Regions from separate parts of the Homo sapiens genome. Here region 1 is linked to region 2. The links are chromatin loops, found by intact Hi-C in ENCODE. Cell type or tissue: sigmoid colon. All regions are shown on one strand. Links, peaks and the distances in the headings refer to the core of each region. The heading gives the core; the rest is flanking DNA.

The links. A loop is a pair of places that touch in the nucleus more often than their neighbours do. Peaks named below come from ENCODE experiments on the same cell type or tissue, not always from the same donor. Only the 100,000 strongest peaks of a DNase experiment are listed, where the experiment ranks them.
Region 1: a loop joins it to region 2, with 12 times the contacts of the local background. A loop is called at or near these places in 2 of 110 quality-filtered maps.

What each region holds. Positions count from the first base shown.
Region 1 is chr20:18,818,743-18,828,487 of GRCh38, forward strand. SCP2D1-AS1 (SCP2D1 antisense RNA 1) reads right to left here. Exons shown (of 3, transcript NR_161343.1): 2 at 6,524-6,606. Among named protein-coding and RNA genes, the nearest start is that of SCP2D1-AS1, 6.6 kb to the right of the region's middle. In sigmoid colon, for the core only: no CTCF peak of the experiment used is centred there; a DNase peak (open chromatin) is centred at 4,309; H3K27ac peaks cover 1,942 bases.
Region 2 is chr20:18,626,998-18,636,742 of GRCh38, forward strand. DTD1 (D-aminoacyl-tRNA deacylase 1) reads left to right here. Exons shown (of 6, transcript NM_080820.6): 4 at 1,130-1,236. Among named protein-coding and RNA genes, the nearest start is that of DTD1, 44 kb to the left of the region's middle. In sigmoid colon, for the core only: a CTCF peak has its summit at 5,386 (motif pointing right); a DNase peak (open chromatin) is centred at 5,414.

The sequences.
Region 1 (9,745 bases), core at 2,183-7,182, 190 kb after region 2:
GGTTCCCTCATGATAAGATTAGTGTCTGTATTAGTCTGTTATCACATTGCTATATGAAAAATCTGAGGCTAGGTAATTTATAAAGAAAGAGGTTTAATTGGCTCATGGTTCTTCAGGCTGTATAGGAAGCATGATGCTGGCATCTGCTTGGCTTCTGACGAGGTCTCAGGAAACTTACAATCATGGCAGAAGGTAAAGGGGGAGTAGCACTTCACATGGCCAAAGAAGGAGCAAGGATTGGGCAGGGGAGGTTCTACACACTTTAAAACAACCAGATCTTGTGAAAGCTCCATCAAAAGAACAGCACCAAGCTGATGGTGCTAAGCCATTCGTGAAGGAGCCACTCCCATGATCCAATCACCTCCCACCTGGCCCCACCTCCAACACTGGGGATTCCAGTTTGACATGAGATTTGGTGAGAACACAGAACCAAACCATATCAGTGTTTTTATAAGAGGAAGAGACCAGAGCGCTCGTTCGTTCTCTCTCTTTCTCTCTTTCTTTCTTTCTTTCCTTCTTTCTTTTCTTTCCTTCTTTCTCTTTCTTTCTTTCTTTCTGTCTTTCTTTCTCTCTTTCTTTTCTTTCTTTCTCTCTCTCTATCTCTCTCTCCCTCTCTCTCTCTCTCCATTCCCCCCTCTCTCTTTCTTATTCTTTCTGCCAATGAGGATGTAGCAAGTAGGTGACCATCTGTACACCAGGAAGAGGGCCTTCACCAGACTGGCACCCTGATCTTGGACTTACCAGCTTCCAATGATAAGAAATAAAAGTCTGTTGTTTAAGCCGCCTGTCTATGATACTTTGTGATAGAGCCCACACAAAGACAAATAATGTATTCATGGGTGTGATATCTCATCCTAGCCACAGTCCTGAAGACTGAGGTGTAGGATCTTCTTGGAGGCCATAATCCTACCAACTCCCCCGCCTCCACCATCTACATTCCATGCATGTTCTCAAGGTCATCCTCCAGGAAACTGCCCTGATTGAGCTGTTGTCTTTCTCTCCTACAATTTGTATACCTCTCCTTTTTCCAGCTCTGTGTTCTGCCTTTGCATGGGTGTGGTCCTATGTGGGCCACACAAATGCCCTGGCTTATCTGGGACATTCCCAGTTTGCCCCCAGAGATCCCACCTCTTTTGTCTCTGAACAGGGTTAGATGTGCACTGTGCCCTAGGAAGGATGGAGCAAATGGCTCACGGCCCCTGTGGGAGTCTCAGTGAGGTGCACCTGGCTGCATGGAGACCAGACTGAGATTCTGGATCCTAGGGCAACTCTTAGGGACCTCACGATTTTGCAGGTGATTTTTTCCATTCTCCAAACAAGAAACAGGGAAGTAGGACTGTCTCAGCTCCCATGGGTGGATCTGTTCACATGTGTTTTGGCACAAGTTCCAGGACAGCACCACCAAAGAGGGCAAGGTTTTTATTCTGGAGGTTTTAAGTTAGCGAAGATCTTGGATTTTTAGCTGTAAATTGCCAGTTTCTTCTGTTCACTGACTGACTGAGCAATTAATCTATTTGCCTAAAAAATATTTTTGAGCACTCATGATGTCTTAGGAGTTAATTACTTTTGGCAGGGCTGATAGTAAGCTGGGATATATGAGGCCAGAATTGGTTCCAATTGGTCAAACACCATTCTGGTTTTCAGTGACCCGTTCTGATGGGTTTTTTTCCCTTTGCCATATGGTTATGAAACATTCTGGAAATCACTCTTGGTTTGAGGAGCTGGTGGCAAGCAAGCTGAGGTTTCTTTTCTCCAGGAGCTTGTATTTCCAGATGGGAGTTGTGGGTGGGTTGTGGGGAGACAAGCAATAGACAGCAAACAAATAACCAGAGAAGACACTTGAGAAGGGAAGGGAATGTGGCTAAGGGGGCCTGGGTGGCCAGGGAAGGCCTCTCTGAGAAGGGGCTTCCTGAACCTCACACTGTAGTGGCAGGCCCTGGGGCAAAGATGCAACTGCCAGCTGTGGATTTGTGTGGTGATTCCAGGAAATATCCCTTGGGGAGTGGGGCAGTGGGACAGGGAGGGAAGGAAGGTGATACAGGGCATATTATTGAGCAGGTCATTGTTGAGGGGCTCAACCCCACAGAACAGTTCAGGGAGACAGGGTAGAACACCCCTCAGTGTTGTCCAGCCCAAGGAAAGAGGGAGTTACAGAATTTTTAAACTAATTCCCATCAGTCTTTGGTTGAGGGCTTGTGATGGTAAATACTGAGTGTCAACTTGATTGGATTGAGGGATGCAAAGTATTAATCCTGAGTGTGTCTGTGTGGGTGTTGCTACAAGAGATTAACATTTGAGTCAGTGGGCTGGGGAAGGCAGATCCACTCTTCATCTGGTGAGCATAATCTAATCAGCTTCCAGCGAATATAAAGCAGACAGAAAAATGTGAAAAGGAGGGACTGGCCTAGCCTCCCAGTCTACATCTTTTTCCCGTGTTGGATGCTTCCTGCCCTCGAACATCAGACTCCAAGTTCTTCAGTTTTGGGACTGGGACTGGCTATCCTTGCTTTGCAGCTTGCAGACAGCCTATTGTGGTACCTTGTAATCATGTAAGTTAATACTTAGTAATCTTCTAGATATATATATATATATATATATATATATATATATATATATCCTATTAGTTCTGTCCCTCTAAGAGAACCCTGACTAATACAGGGCTGCTCCTGGGACAGGGGTTTTTGATTCCCTGGGTCTGGGCATTTGAGAGAAAGCCCTCCAGCAGTTGGAAGTCAGTTGCAGCAGACTCTGATGATGAGGTCCAGAGAAGGATCAGAGCAAGTGCTGAGTCCTGGCAATCTCCAGCAGCGCTTGCATTTGAAGGGGCACCAGGACACAGCAGTTAGAACTCGAAATCTGGAAGCAGACTGCCTGGGGCTGGATCTTGCCTCATTGGGCAAGTTGCTTTTATTTACTTTATTGTTTTATTTATTTTTATTTTATTTTGAGATAGAGTCTTGCTCTGTCACCCAGGCTGGAGTGCAGTGGCACAATCTCAACTCACTGCCACCTCTGCCTCCCGGGTTCAAGTGATTCTCCTGCCTCAGGCTTCTAAAGGACTACAGGTGTGCACCACCACACCCAGATAATTTTTGTATTTTTAGTAGAGACTGGTGTTACCATGTTGGCCAGGGTGGTCCCGAACTCCTGACCTCAGGTGATCCACCTGCCTCACCTCCCAAAGTGCTGGGATTACAGGCGTGAGCCACTGCACCCAGCCTATTTACTTATTTTTTAATGCATTTTTAAAATTGAAGAATAACATACATAGGAAGAAGTCTACACATTCTAAGTGTGCAGCTAACAAACTTCCCCAAATGGAAAACACCCGTGTAACCAACACAACATGTGGCTCAAGAAATAAGGCATGACTGGCGCCCCAGTAATCCCCACTCACACCCCCTTCTAGTTACTGTTGCCTCCAGGATAACCACTATTTTGACTCTAACGCCATAGACTTTAGTTTTGCCTACTTTTGTGCTTTATATAAATGGGACCATGCAGTGCACACTCCGCTGTGTCTGGCGCCTTCCATTCAGAATTCTGTGTCTGAGATCCATCCACACTGTTGTGCACAGTTACTGCTCGTTTGTTTTATTGCTGAGTGGTGTTCCATTGTATTTGATTGTTTCCAGTTTAGGGTGATTTTAAATAGCGTTGCTGTGAGCCCTCTTGTATACCTATGGGAACAGAAGTCTCATTTTGCCACTTAATATTAGTTAGTGTCTTATCCCAGTTTGCAGTGGCAGCTACAGTGTGGTGTCTTGCACACAGCTTGTGCTTTATAAATGTTTGTGGCATGAATTGAGAGGCAGGGCAAGTCCAGAGGTAGAGAAACAGGCCTTGCTGGGATTTGGTGTCTGGTTCACTGGGCCTCTGACCTCCTCCATGATCCTAGACTTTGGGCCCCACTTGCTGGGTTTCAGAGGGAAACTGACAGCCACAGGGCAGAGGAGACAAAAAGGAAGTCTCCCAGGTGTGCCATTAACATGCGCAGTGCTTAACCATGTTGGGAACTACCCCCAGATGACAGCTGAGAATCCTCACTGACTTTTCTTTGAAGGAAAAAAAATTCTTCCAGATCTGTAACTAGGCTAATCACAAGAAACATCTGTGACCTCCTAAAAATATCTGCTTGGTACCATTTTGTAGAGCATAATATTTATATAGCCCAGCAGTGTAATTAAATTGATGTTTAGTTAACTCTTGGAAACAGCTGAAGGCTCCCAAAGCCCAGGATGAGATCTGCAGGCGGCCCTGGAATGGGCTTGAAAGGGGCCCTGGGAGGTGTTCCTGCAGGCTCTTGGTGGGGGGTCCTGGAGTGGCCACAGAGATTGGGTGGGCCTGAGGAACTAAGGAACATGCTGTGTTGAGGGACTGCGTGGCTCACTCAGGGGCAGCTGGATTATAGTTGTTTCTATATTTCTGTCCAGCAGCCTCTGGAACATCATTTCCTGCTGAGGAAAGGTTTTCTCTTAAAGGACTAATCAGAAAGTGCTCTGTCTCAAAGCGCCTTTGCTGTTGTTTTGTAGCCTGTGGAGATGAAGTGGGGTAATGGTGGGTTTTTCTGGAGGGTTTTCATGCTTGTTTCTGGAGAACTGCTCGTATTGGTGGGGATCTCAGCCGGCAGAGAGTGGAGCCCGTGCTTTCTCTTACTCCTCATCAATAAAGAAAAGAGCAAAGTTGAAGCGAGTTTTTTCTTTTTTGGAAAAAGAAAAAATTCAACTTTTATTTTAGAGTCAGATGTGCAGGTTTGTTACCTGGGCATATTGCGTGATGCTGAGGCTTGTGGACGACTGATCCTGTCCCCAGGTACTAAGCATAGTTTTTAGGCAAAGGGGCTCCATAGCTTTTCAGCTGGGCAAGTTTCTCACTGGAGACCCTGAGGCCTGCAAAGCAGGACTGGAGCCTACTGCGGGCAGGGCCTGGTGTGGGGTCTCCTCTGAAGCCTTGAGATGCCATAAAAACATCAGGCCTTTACAGGGGTGCCTCCAGAGTGCGGTTAGGGGTGGGATTCAGAAGGGCCTCCGGGGAGCTTGAGAAGTCTGGAGTTGGGAAGGCAGTCCAGGGACAGTACCTCCCGTTTTGGCCATCCCCTTTTTTTGGAATTCTGCTCTTTGCATGAGGAAAAGGGAAAACCCATTGATGTTTTGAGCCCGTAAGCATTCCTTTATTCATTCATTCTGTGATAATTACCAAGCAACTACTACCTAATATACCTTCTCGGCCCTGTGCTGAGAGTACGGGATGCAAGGCTGAGCAAAATGGACACCTCCTGATATGGTTTGGCTGTGTCCCCACCCAAATCTCATCTTGAATTGTAGTTCCCATAATCCCCACGTGTGGTGGGAGGGACCTCGTGAGAGGTAACTGAATCAAGAGGATGGGTTCGCCCATGCTGTCCTCATGATAGTGAGTAAGTTCTCATGAGATTTGATGGTTTTATAAGGGACTTTCTTCTTCACTTGGCTCTCATTCTTCTCCTTCGTGATGCCATGTGAAGAAGGACGTGTTTACTGTCCCTTCTGCCATTGTTTTGTTTCCTGAGGCCTTGCCAGCCCTGTGAAACTGTGAGTCAATTAAACCTCTTTCCTTTTTAAATGACTCAGTCCCAGGCAGTTCTTTCTAGCAGTGTAAGAATGGAGTAATACACCTCCGATCCTCAGGGAACTCCCAGTGTGGTGCCTGGCTACACACACAGTGAGGGCTCAGGAGGGAAAGCTGAGGGGCTCTTCATAGACTTGGTAGGGGCTTAGGACAGACTTCCTGAGGAACAAGATCAGAGGAATGAGTGAGAGGTCCCTGAGACAGGGCAGAGATGAGACCGTTCCAGGCGAGGAAACAGCATGTGTAAATGCCCTGTGGCTCACAGAGCACGATGAGTTCCAGGAACAGAACAAGACCAGTGAAGATGGAGAAAGGGGGTCAGTGGCAGAAGGTTGGAGCCTGGGGCCCAGCTTTGTAGACTGAAGCCAGAACTCTGGTGGTCATCCTTACATGACCTGAGACCTGGAACCACCTGCTACGGTGTGGACTCCATGCTGGCCTTATTTTATTCTGGAAAAGAAAGTTGGGGTGGGCAATGGCACCCTTAAGGCTGGAGTTGCCAGAAAGATTTAGGTTTTCTCCCCATCTTGAAATGTGTAACCCCAGACTCCTCCAAGCCCTGATGGTGACCATCAAGATGGAGGTGGCTCTATGACATCAATGAAGGGACAGTGAACAAGGACCTAAACCCAAACCCAGCTCCATGAAATTGAGGGCTTCATCTCAGTGTCTTTCCAAGCCACAGCCTAATAGGTCCTTAAACAGACTCAAAGGGAGAAACGGCCCAGGGAAGAAGGAAAGCCACCACTTGCATTTCCCAGTGGCGCCGCCTTTTATTCCAAGTCTAAAGTTATCCCAAGGCCACACATATGTGGACAGGGGATGGTGTGCTTGGGTGGGCTGGTGGTGTGGCGCCATGGGAAGTGGTTTGGAGGATGAGAGAACTTGGTGCCCAGATCCACAATGCCATCCTTACCTCTCTAATGGGCTCTTGTGGGACCCCTCCACAACGTAGGGATGACTCCAGATGGTCTCTGTTTCCCTTGGATATTTATAATCCTAAAAACAGATCAGTATTTAAAAGTTAATGAAGAAAAGGAAAGTTAGCTCAGCGATAACAATAAAAGGTGGTGTTTTGGGCACATTTGTCTATGTTCCTGGCATTGCATTCAGGGCTTAACATGTATCATCTTATTTCTTGTCACCACTACTTCTGAAATTAGCTCCATTTCCACTGGGAGGGTGAAAACCTGCTGAGGTTTTGGCTTTAGAAAGGTGGTGGTGCTTCCCCCTACTTCCAATCCATGTAACTAAAAATCTAAAAAATAAAACTATGCTAAACCATAAATCAAGTGCAAGATAGATTAACCAAGTTCTGGGTGTTTCTCCACAATGACTAGTTTGATGTGTATTTTGAAACATTATTGTACATAATTGTGGTTCTTTTTATGTAAATTTGAACTATATGATTCTGAGTTTAATATAAAATAAAAATAAAGTCTCACTTTACAACCCAAATATGAAATAGAATACCAAGAGATTAAAGAGAGTTGGGAATCTCATAATTTCAAGGGCCTTAAGATAGACTGGTTTGTGAGCTTTGTTGAAACTTGTCCAAGATGGGGCTGCTCTCAGCTGTTAAGAGGGAAACCCATCATGCTTTGTGTTGTTACTATGGAAAGGTTGGTCTGGACTTCAGTGAGCTGGGATTTACATGAGGTCTTCAGGAAAGTATCTCTCTAATAAATAAAACTGCCATATAGCAAATTATGTTGGAAAAAAAATCCCTCAGTGCCTTTGAATTGTGTGTGGCCACAGTAGGTACTTTCTCTGCCTACTGGGTCACTTAGGGGAAGAGAAGTTAAGTGACTTGCATAACAACACAAGGTCATGGTGGAGCTGAGGTTTGGAAATGGGTCTGCTTGGTTCCAGGTGTCTTGTTGAGAGAGATCTAGTGTTCCTGACCTCCTCTTTAAATTACTAAAAAAAAAGAAAAAAAAAAATCAAAGAGCTAGACAGGTCTTTGAAACTCATTTAATCCAGGGCATGCGTTTTAGAGATGAATGAACTCAAATCCACAGAAGAAAAACTGAATGACGCAAAACCATGGCTACTGTGCTTTGGTTGGCTTCACCAGTTTTCCAGGGAAGCTCTTGAAAGAGGCCTGAGCTCTACTTCAAGCTGGTTCTTAGCCTCGCTGTGTGGTCACAAGGAGGCTACTTGCCCTCTCTTGGTTCAAGGCCCTCCTCTCAGGGAATCAGGTGGGTTGGATTACGTGTACTCACATTCCTTCAAGCTTGAAAGGTCTCTATCTCTGATTCCAGCCTCTTCTCATTGATTGAGTTACTTCCCATTGTCTCTTGGGGATAAAACTGGGGTGGTGGTAAGGGGAGGCCCCATAAGAAATGGGGTGGCATAAATGAACCAAGAATGTAGAGGCAATAATTTTTCCAAGGAAAATTTATTTAGTAAAGAGAAAATAAAATTTCTTTCCTTTTTTATTTTAAAGAAATAGCCAGTATTGGAGTTCAAGATGACTGACCAGTGTACAATGAATTTCCATTTTTCTTTATTACAAAGAATCACTCAGAGATGCTCTCCTATTTTCATACCCACACAACACATAAAGCTCAACACACACTTGCATACACATGCACATCAAACATGCCCTGTCAATCAAGCATCACAATGAGCTGAATTAATGAGTTGTTCAAGGCAGACAGCTCTGGGCAGGACTTGGTTATGGCTTTGGTGGGAGTCTCTTTGGAGAAGTCCATTTGGTGGGGTGCATAGGCACAGAACCTTGAAAAACTTTCCGAGATGTCACTGACCAGCTTGGCTGGTATCTAAAATTGTCTCCTGTTTATATTTTCTTCATCTTGAACAACTCTGTGACATATGATTAGTTATAAGGTTTCTCATATCTCCCAATATTTTCTCTGAAGTTGGATTCCAATGTCTTTTTTGAGTGGCAGTGTCCAAACTACTTAGAGCCACGGCAACACTGAGTCACAAGCTATCTCAAAACTCTGCAATAAGTAGTGCTAAGGCACAGCACTGAATTATACTCATGGACCTGCGGTCTGACTGAGGATCTGCTAATTCAGGCTGGCTGGGCCCTGCCCCTCCAGTCTCTCATCTCCTTTCCCTCCCTGCTATGGTTTGAATGTGTCCCTCAAATTTCATGTGTTGGATACTCAGTCCCCAATGTGGCAGTATTGAAAGGTGGGGCCTTTAAGAGGTGATTGGGTCATGAAGGCTCTTCTCTTTACAAATAGATTAACTCATTCATGGGTTAATGAATTAATGAATTGATGGGTTATTGTAGAAGTGGAACTGGTGGCTTTATAAGCAGAGGAAGAGAGGCCTGAGCTAGCATGCTCAGCTCCCTCGCCACGTAATGTCCTGTACGGTCTCAAGACTCTTCAGAGAGTCCCCACTGGCAAGAAGGATTTCACCAGATGTGACCCCTGAACCTTGGACTTCTCAGCCTCCAGAACTGTAAGACATAAATTTCACTTCTTATAAATTACCCTGTTTCAGATATTCTGTTATAAGCAACAGAAAATGAACTGAGACACTCCCCTTTAGACCAGTGGCATGGTCCGGGCACATTTTCCCCATGATGATGGCAGAGGGGAAACGCATCATTGGGCTAACATCCCACAGGCCAGAGCAAGTGATATGGCCAAACTCAGAAGCAGGAAGTACGGCATTAAAATGCACATCAGAAGTGAAGGAAGAGAGTGGAAATGTGAAGACAGTCATCGTGGTCAATATCCACTGTGACAAACTTATCAGCTGTGGTGGTTTTAAACACTTGCAAATTCTTTGTTACTCCTCCCATCAAGAGGTGGGATCCAGGTCCCCTCCCTCTGAGCTGGGGTGGGCCATTGTGGCTGCCTCGATGAACACAACGTGGCAGAGGTGATACTGCATGACTTTCTAGGCTTCTGCTGGTTTCTTGCAGACTTCTGCCCCTTGTGAGAAGTTCTGACACCCCAAGGTCCCCATGTGGGGAGACCAGACAGAGATGCTCAGGGATGCCCGGATTCCCAGTGAGGAATCTCTGGAGAGGGCCGCAGACACTGCATGTCTCTGCAAACACATGGGAGTCCCTGAGCAAGAACTGCCCAGTGGAGCCCAGTTGACCCCCAGATCCATGAGCAAATCATTGTTCCGGTTTTATGCCACTGTT
Region 2 (9,745 bases), core at 3,083-8,082:
TCTGACATGGATGAGACAAAAGCTCTGTTGATTTGAACGGCCACTTTAATCTGATAGGAGGTCACGGAAAGTCATCATTTTTTGAGCACCTTTGACTATCCAGTAGGATCTAGATTAATCTTGCTTATAAACATGGCCAACAGCTTGGGTGCTTCTAATACAATTTCCAATGCTACTGTCTGTGGGCCAAAGAAAGCTGTCTGTTGGCATGCCCATTTTGCTGAGTCCTTCTGAAGTTAGGGACCCACTGGTAGGAAAGACTCAGAGAAGGAATTTGTGAGGTTGTGGTGGCAGGAACAGAGACTCATGGAGGTCACCCAGGTTGCGGAAGGACCTCAGGGTGTGAGGCCTGCCTGTGCCGCAGTAGCCCAAAAGCAGTGCCTTCCATGGAGGGAGATGGAGGGCTTCACTGCATGCAGTGCAAACATGGCCTTCCAGAATGCTCTGTGTTTGCCTTCCCACCATGTACAGTCCCGGTAACCCACATTCTTTCCCACCCTTGGTGTTACCAGACCTTTTATTTCTTGCCAAATCTGTTGGGCACGCAGCAGCCTCTGTGCTACTTAATCCTGCATTTCCATCCCTCTTACAAGGCTGGCTAACTTTTCCTGTGTTGAGTGGCTGATCCTCCTCCCGGTCAACCTCCTTCTCCCACTGTGACCCGGGTTTTGGATCACGCTGATCTAGGTGTGTGATATGGTTTGGCTGTGCCCCACCCAAATCTCATCTTGAATTGTAACTCTCACAATTCATATGTTTTGTGGGAGGAACCTGGTAGGAGGTAATTGAATCATGGGGGCGGGTCTTTCCTGTGCTGTTCTCGTGATAGTGAATAAGTCTCACGAGATCTGATGGTTTTAAAAACGGGAGTTTCCCTGCACAAGCTCTCTCTCTTTTTGCCTACTGCCATCCATGTAAGATCTGATTTGCTTCTCCTTGCCTTCCGCCATGATTGTGAGGCCTTCCCAGCCGTGAGGAACTGTGAGTCCGTTAAACCTCTTTCTTTTGTAAGTTTCCCAGTATTGAGTATGTCTTTATTAGCAGTGTGAAAATGAACTAATACAGTGTGCTTTTGGATGGAGTAATCTGGTGTCTCCATCTTTGGTAACTGTTTGGATTGCTTTTTCAGATGGCAAGTTTGGGGCCTACATGCAGGTGCACATTCAGAATGATGGGCCTGTGACCATAGAGCTGGAATCGCCAGCTCCCGGCACTGCTACCTCTGACCCAAAGCAGGTAAGCCTGGAGTCTGGTGCCTGGCTCCGTCCCTTGGGTGCCTGTAACATCCCTTTAGTCCCTGGAAGAGTCCTCGGTCTGAGGAAATACATCATTGTTGCAACGTTGTATTTATTTTAATACCTGCCTTCCCAAGAGTGCATGTTTACGGTGCACTCCTGAGTACTGTGGCCGGTGGGTACAGCACTTCTCCCTTGCCTCGTCCTGCCTTTGAATTCCAGAGGACATGTCCTGTGCAGAGCCAGGTTCTTCCCCTGGGCTTCCCTTCCCTTGGCCAGGTGCCGTGGCGCCCACCTGCCCCTGGGTGGCAGCAGAGCAATGGCCCTGGATTGGCCGGTTCACCCATTCCGAATGGTTACCTGAATTGGGTTTGGTCCCAGGTGTGGATAGATGTGCCCCCCAAGGTTTGCTGTAAATCTCCATTTTTCTAAAGCAGTGTCTGACCTGGATTTGCTGCCAATTTGTAAGCTCTCATGAAATAAAAGTTAATTAAAATAGAGAAAGGAAATGTGTAATAGTCCTTGGAACCCGCGTGGTCTCATAGATGCTTAGCATACTTGTAAAGGCTTAATTAACACACTCACTGGATAGAGACACGTAGGGCCTGGCAGGCAGAGGAAGAAGGACTGAGCAAACATTTCCATTCTTCCTTCCCAGTCTCCCTCCCTTGCTAGCATGCTGTGATGGCCAGTGATGCGGCAGTAAGGGGACAGCGTGATAGAAACGTGAAGCTGGGCAACCTGTTCAAAGCCTGATTTTTTTTTTTTTTTTTTTTTTTTTGAGATGGAGTCTCGCTCTTGTTGCCCAGGCTGGAGCACAATGGCGCCATCTTGGCTCACCGCAACCTCCGCCTCCTGGGTTCAAGCAATTCTCCTGCCTCAGCCTCTCGAATAGCTGGGATTACAGGCGCCCACCACCATACCCTGCTAATTTTGTATTTTTAGTAGAGACGGGGTTTCTCCATGTTGGTCAGGCTGGTCTCAAACTCCTGACCTCAGGTGATCTGCCTGCCACGGCCTCCCAAAGTGCTGGGATTACAGGTGTAATCCCACTGTGCTCGGCCTTTTTTTTTTTTTTTTTTTTTTGAGACAGGGTCTTGCTCTGTCACCCAGGCTGGAGTGCAGTGGTGCGATCATGGCTCACTCCAGCCTCGACCTCCCAGGCTCAAGTGATCCTCCTACCTCAGCCTCCTAAGTAGCTGGGACTACAGGCATACGCTACCATGCTGGGCTAATTTTTGAATTTGTGTAGAGAGGGAGTTTTACCATGTTGCCCAGGGTGGTCTTGAACTCCTGGGCTCAACTGATCCACCTAGGGCCTCAGCCTCCCAAAGTGCTGAGATTACAGGCAAGAGTCACCATGCCTGGCCAAAGCCAGATTTTTAAAGTGGAACATAATCTTTCTTTTTTGTTTCTGTATTAGTTTATTCTCATACTGCTATAAAGAAATACCTGAGACAGGGTAATTTATTAAAAAAAAGAGGTTTAATTGGCTCACAGTTCTGCAGGCTGTGCAGGAAGGATGGCTGCAGAGGCCTCAGGAAACTTACAATCATGGTGGAAGGTGAAGGGGAAGCAGGCACATCTTCACATGGCCAGAGCAGAAATAAGAGAAAGCAGGGGGATGTACTACACATTTTTAAACAACCAGATCTCATGAGAACTCACTGTCACGAGAACAGCAAGGGGGAAGTCTACCCCCATGATCCAGTCACCTCCCACCAGGCCCCTCCTCCAATGCTGGGGATTCCAATTCAACATGAGATTTGGGTGGGGACACAAATCCAAACCATAGCAGTTTCTGACTCTTTTTGTATTGAGGAACATGTCTGATGTAGTAGGCTAGACTTCAGTGGTAGTAACTGAGGGTCTTGGAATGACTAATGACATTAAAAAAATCACAAATGAAAAGTCCACATGAAAATGTAAGCTTTTTATTGTGAAATAATTTGAGACTTACAGAAAAGTTGAAAAAACAGAGTTTCCATATACTTTTTAACCCAACTGCCTCTAGTTTCAATGTCTACATAACCATAGTACAATGACCAAGACTTTGAAATTAATGTTGATATAGTACTATTATATTAACTATATTACAAACCTTATTTGAAGTTCACTAGGTTTTTTGTTTGTTTGTTTGTTTTTCAGACGGATTCTCGCTCTGTCTCCCAGGCTGGAGTGCAGTGGCGCGATCTCCGTTCATTGCAAGCTCCACCTCCCGGGTTCATGCCATTCTTCGGCCTAAGCCTCCCAAGTAGCTGGGACTATAGGCACGTGCCACCATGCCCGGCTAATTTTTTTGTATTTTTTTAGTAGAGACGGGGTTTTACCATGTTAGCCAGGATGGTCTCGATCTCCTGCCCTGGTGATCCACCCGCCTCGGCCTCCCAAAGTGCTGGGATTACAGGTGTGAACTACCGCGCCCAGCCAAAGTTCACTAGGTTTTTTAAATGTCTTTTTTCTGCTCCGGGATAATGCAGGATTCCACACGGCATTTAGTTGTCATTTCTGCTTAGTCTTCTCCAATCTGTGACAGTTCCTCAGCCTTTCCTTGTCTTTTGTGACATTGATACTTTTCAAGAGTACTAGTCTACTGTTTTGTAGAATGTTTCTCACTTTGGGTTTTCTATGATTATATTGAGGTAATACATGTTGACAGGAATAGGAAATAGCACAGAAGTGATCTTGTGCCCTTCATAGTGCATCCTACCAGGAGGTATGTGGTATTGATTTGTCTTGTTACCTGTGATACCAGCCTTATTACTTGGTTCAGGTGAAGTCTACCAGATACCTCCATGTTAGATGAAGTGCTAACCTCTTTCCCCTTGTCTGTCCTCTGGCTCATTCACAGCAGACAGCTCTCTCTCAGCTTTGCAGGGAAAGAAGCCAGCAGATGGCATTGACTCTGCTTCTCTATCCCCCTTCTGCCACCGTGGTAGCAGAGCTACCCTTTCCTGGGCTGAGTCCAGCCTCTCCCTGGGGCCAGGACCAGCTACATAATTTGAGAGGCCCAGTGTAAAATGAAAATGTGGGGCCCCTTGTTCAAAAAATATTACAAATTTCAAGGTGGTGACATAGAGCATAAAACGAAAGGTGGGGCCCCTCTGAAGATGGGGCCTGTGTGACTGCTCGGCTGTGGGTCTAGACTGACCTGGGCTTTGGAGCCCTTCCCTTCCACCTCCTCAGCAGCTTCCTGGAAGCCTCTGTCCTCTTGTTGGTTCTGTCTGCCTCTCACAGTCATCCATCTTATCCCATTGGGTTTTAAATATGCCCAAATGTCTCCAATTGAGAAATGCTTCCATTTCCTCCCTTCTGCTCTGCCACAGTGTCCTTGGGTCTGTAAAGGTTCTCACCGAGGGCCCCAGTGACCTCACATTGCTTTATTTCATGCCCATTTTTCAGAACACTTTTCTTGCCACTGCTGCCCACTTTTGCCCCTGGAAATGGCTGGAGCCTTGTTTCCCAGGACGTCATTCTCTCTGGGTTTTTGTCTTGCCTCTGGCTACTCCCTCTGGTTTTATTTGATCATTATTCCATAGTTTTTAGTTATTATTCTGCTTTAACTCTATTTGGAGAAAAATTTTAGTCTTTTTTTCATTCTAAATATTTTTCTGGAAATGGTAGAATAGTACATTTTGCCTTTAGAATCTTCACCTTTCTTTCAACCAGTACCCTCTTCTTGTTTAGGTCAAAGGGTACAAAGATGCAGTTATTTTGGGTGAGTAAGTCTCAAGATCTAATGTACACCATAAGGAGTGCAGTATCATATTGTGCACTGGGAGTAGATTTAGGAATTCTCAGCACACACAGAATAAAGGACGGTAACTGTGTGAGATGCTGGACATGTAATTTACTTGACTGTAGTAATCACTTCACTATGTGTATGTAGATCAGAGCATCATGCTGTACACCTTATACAATAAATCCCTCTCCCCAAATCAAAAAATCCTCAAGTAGGCATTTTTTAAACTTCTAACGAGCCATGTTAACTTATAAGGATTAAAAAAGACTTTTAGTTATTTCTGAATCCTTTAGGAGTTTTCTCCTCAAATACACAAATTGTCTTGCATCAACTTCATTTACATGGACCAGTTTCCTGGCCCCCAGAAGCCTCAGACCCTGAACATTGCACTGCGCTCTGCCCCTAGCTCTCCAGTAGGTGGCGGTGGGTAGGCGCAGAAGCGGCCTGTGTTAGGTTGGTGCTGGCCTGTGCCTGGGGCCTCTCTCTGCCTTTTCTTCTGAATTAGAAGGAGTTTCCTCTTGGAGCAAATAGCTAATTTGCTTGCTTTTGTGTTGATAGGAGGAGCACAGCCAAATTCTTTTTACTGATAGATAAACACGTGTTTCTATCAATTAAGCTTTTAATTCTCAGTGTTTTATTTTTCCATTATATTCCAATCAGTAATGAAAACTGCTACAATTACATTAAAGAAAAATGGTTCTTTTGGCAAATTTCAACGTTATAGAAAAATGATTCTTTTAGCAGGTTCTTTTAAAATATAAATAAGTTCTTTAAACTATCTGAACAAATGGATGATGTGTGTGTGTATATGGATGTATATGTGTGCATGGGTATGTGTGCATATGTGTATGTGTGTGTATGTGTGTGTGTATATGTGATGTGTGTGCCCATGTGCATGTGCATGTGGGTATGTGTGCATGCATTTGTGTATGTATGTAAGCACCAAGTGTCGTTTTGGTATTTGATGGTGTGCTAGGCACTGTGAGGAAGAGAAGGAACTGCTGCTGCCCAGCCTGTGCAGCCGGGGATAGATTTTGGGCAACATAAACCTGAAAGGTTAATGACAGTGAAAGAGGTGGACAGCATAAGACAACTTAGGAAAGGTTACAAGACCATTCAGTTTGTGCTCCTCCTTAGAACTCTTCAGTGCCTTCCAAGTGCATTTTGCTGAAGCCTTGCATTCCTTGCTGTCATTTGCCAAGGCCTAAGTGACCAGGCGTCCGTGGCCCTTTCTTGCCTGCTCTGTGGCTGTCTTTCCCTCCATCCCTATGCTTCACCTACTGCATCTGCTGTTGCCTCCTCTCCCTTGCTGAGAAGAGGGTCAAGCTCTTTCCTACCTCGGAGCTCTTGTCTCAATTCCAGGGTCTCCCCCTCCTTCTCCAAGAATCTCTGACCCCCACAGTTCCCAGGAAGCCCCTTCGGCTACTCTACTCTGCCCTGTTGCTCTGATGGTGTATTTCACAGACTTCACACCATCTGCTATCATGGTCCACACCACTCATAAAACTCAAGCTCCCTGAGTGTTGTTCACTGCCCTGTCCAGGGAGGTGTGTGTGGGTGGGAGGGGTGGTGTTTGTTTAGCAGTGGTGCTCACAGCTGGTGGGCTGTGGTGTCTATGAATGTCCTGAGTTCAGAGAAGGCCATTGTCACTGCTGTTGCCTCTCAGCCGAGTGGGCCTCCCAGGGGACCGGAGGTTTTAGCTGACCTTTAAGGATATGGAAAGTAGAAGGGATTCCCAATTATTGTTTTCAAATTTCTACTTCAAATAAGGGTAGATTCTTATTTTCAAGAATCTCAGAGCTCTACTTATGTGATGCAGCTACTGCTGGTGAAGACTGAGCTGGTAAAGGTAACCAGCAGTTTGCCTTTCTAACTGGACCGCTGCTTGTTTGCAGAACTGGCTGCTGCAGCATCTGCATGCTTTCCATGCAGCATACCCATCACATTATAGGCTGCTGCGTGGGTTTCATGCTATGTCCTGGCAGTGATAAGTTGGAAGGAGAGCATTACATTCTTGCTCCAAATGACATATTTCCAAAGGGAACAGGACATGGAAGCAGCAGCAGAACCAACTGACTGCTGTTTTGCCTGGTGCATTTTTTGCAGGAGAACACGATTCTGGTAGGAACATCCTGCTTATTATTACCTAGTGCATGATTGCTGGTGCATGAGCTCTTCCATTGGTGGCTAGATATTGGGAGATTTTAACACCCTAGCCTGCCATTTCTGTGATAGAAGCTTATTCTTGTCTTGTTTTAATCTTAAGTGCTCTTTCTCTGCGTAGGGCTTGTTTTCCTGAGCCTCACATGGATTGGGGGGCAGATGGAGGTTTTTCCTGGTGAGAAGGGCCATTGGTAATTGAAGGACTCTTCCCTGGGGCCTAGGGCCCACTTAGTTCATAGTGTTGCCATTAATTATTTACATTCTCATTTATTTAGTGCCATCGAAGCCCTCATTAAATTGAAATGCTGGAAGGAGCTAAAAAAATGAACTTTCAAGTATACATGTTTGAGTTAACGGACGTGTTTATTGACAAATCACTGGGATGAGTTGGCTAGCGAAACACGGTGCCTTCAATTTTACGGAGCTATTAATTTTACGCTCCTCTGAGTATCACCGTTGCTCTGTCCATAATTTTCTCTGTATACTTGTCTTATCAGCAAGCATTAATCCCTGAGCCTGGACCTTGGAATGTCAAGATTGAGACATTCATGGCTTTTGTAGGATCTGAAAGAAATATGTAGGGTAAGGGGGTGTGGGGGAAAAGAATTACATTTGGTTTTATTTATTTATACTTCCAGTGACAGGGGCAGCCTTTTGATTACCTGCTGTGGAATCCAGAGGTGAAATGAAGGACACATGAGCACACAGGTGGCTTGCTTCTACCAGGTGGCCCCATCACAGGTGCACAGAGGGGAGCTCTCACTTGCTGCATATTTCAGTTTGGGGGACAAATCAAATGAGAAGTACTCTGAATATAAGGAAGAATTATGTTGTTGCTAATAACTTTGCATCTCTTCATGGAAGAACAGTTATTTAAATGTACTCCTTTTCACTCTGTTTTTAGGCTTGAATTCTAGATTCTAGCTCCCTAATTGTGGTTGGTTTCAGCTTCAGTGTTCACATGGCCTGAACCAAGCTCGAGTTGTTGACTTGCTGCAGGAGTATGTTTTAAAGTCTGGTTGCCAAGATGGTAGCCAGATCTTGTCAATTACTCCAGAAATATTAGTTCATTTTGTCATATTAATTTATTGAACAAACGCTGACTGAGGGTCCAGCTTTGTTTATGCTGAAGTATCACCAAAACAGAAGTGGGAACTCAGCAAAGCGTCCTCATTACAGAGTTGTTGCTGTTGTGCAGTCTTTGTCAGTGACGCTGACTTCTGGGACGTAGGCTGCCACATGGAAGGCCTCCTACCAGGGCTAGGGCGCCACCTGGCCAGACCTCTCACCACACATGGAATCACCTGGATTTCTGATCCTTTCTGTCTGAGCACCTGCTTTCCATGAATTATGAGATCAGCTCAGCCCTCTGGGGAGTGAGTTGGGTGTAGAGATGGTGGAGCTCCTGACCTCACTCAGCCCAGCCCACTGCTCTGCACAGTCAGAATTTATCCTGAGTCCTTGTCAGTGCCTGGGGGAATGCCTGCCTATTGCATGAATATTTGGTATGAAAGGGTGGGAGCTTAGTAGATGTTTTTCTTCCTGGTGGAGAGCTGTAAGGGATCACTTTTATCACTTTAATTTGTTTCCAAATAGATGGTTGTCCTAAGTCAGCTCATAGTGGGCTTAAAAAGAAGCCTTTACAAGGCTGGCATGACTGTCTCTTTGTTGGGGACCCATTGATGAATTGATTAATCAATTGACTTTCACCTTACCATCTTAAATCCATAGCACAGGTTAAGGAAATTGCAAAAATTGAAAAGAGTTTTTTTCTCTTCTACTGGAATATGTCTGGTAAATTAAAAACTAGGATCTGTTTCTTTTCTACCATTGACACATAAGACATTTCTAATCTCCAACCAGAGCAAAATATCTGTTTTGCTTTAAACCAGTCTCTCAGGACACTAATGGGGTAGTGCATTTAAGGTTTAAGGGCTTTATTTGTTTGTTCCTGTATATGTGTTTTGGGCAGATTCCTAGTTATTTTAATCTTATAATCTCATTTGTGTGTGTGTTAAAAAAAAACGAACTCCTTACCTTGCTGACTTGACCTGCCAAAGATTAACAGCATCCTTTTTATTCTGAAGGGAGAGAGGTAGAGTTTTTCCTTCCATGGATTTATACATTGTGCATAGCAATAATTTAGTTAAACAGACTCAGTATTTTAATTGGGAATTCTTAGCTTGTTAAGTGATTTACCAGGAGCTTCACAGTCCCGGGTAATTGTAGAAAAATGTTCTGCCAGTCAGTGGTGTTTTGCAGAAAACCTTGCCGAAACATTTGCTTTAGTAATGGAGAGAGAATGAAAGATCTGGAAGTGATAGAATTCTAAAAAATGCAGCACTTGCTATACTTTTTTTACAGGCATAGATAAAACCCTTATCTACACAGAGGTGTTTGCCAGCTTGCCGCAGTATAGGTGTAGTCTGTAATGACTGATGAGGTAGTTATCTTTTTTAATCTTAAAGAGAAGGTTAGGATGGGTCAGTGGGGTGTGAGTTGGATCAAGTAGACTCTTAGGGGCTCACAGACTGGCCTGAGCTTATCCCACAAGTTTTGTATGTGTGGATGTGTGCAAGTGCCTTTTGCTGGGAAAAAGGGGACC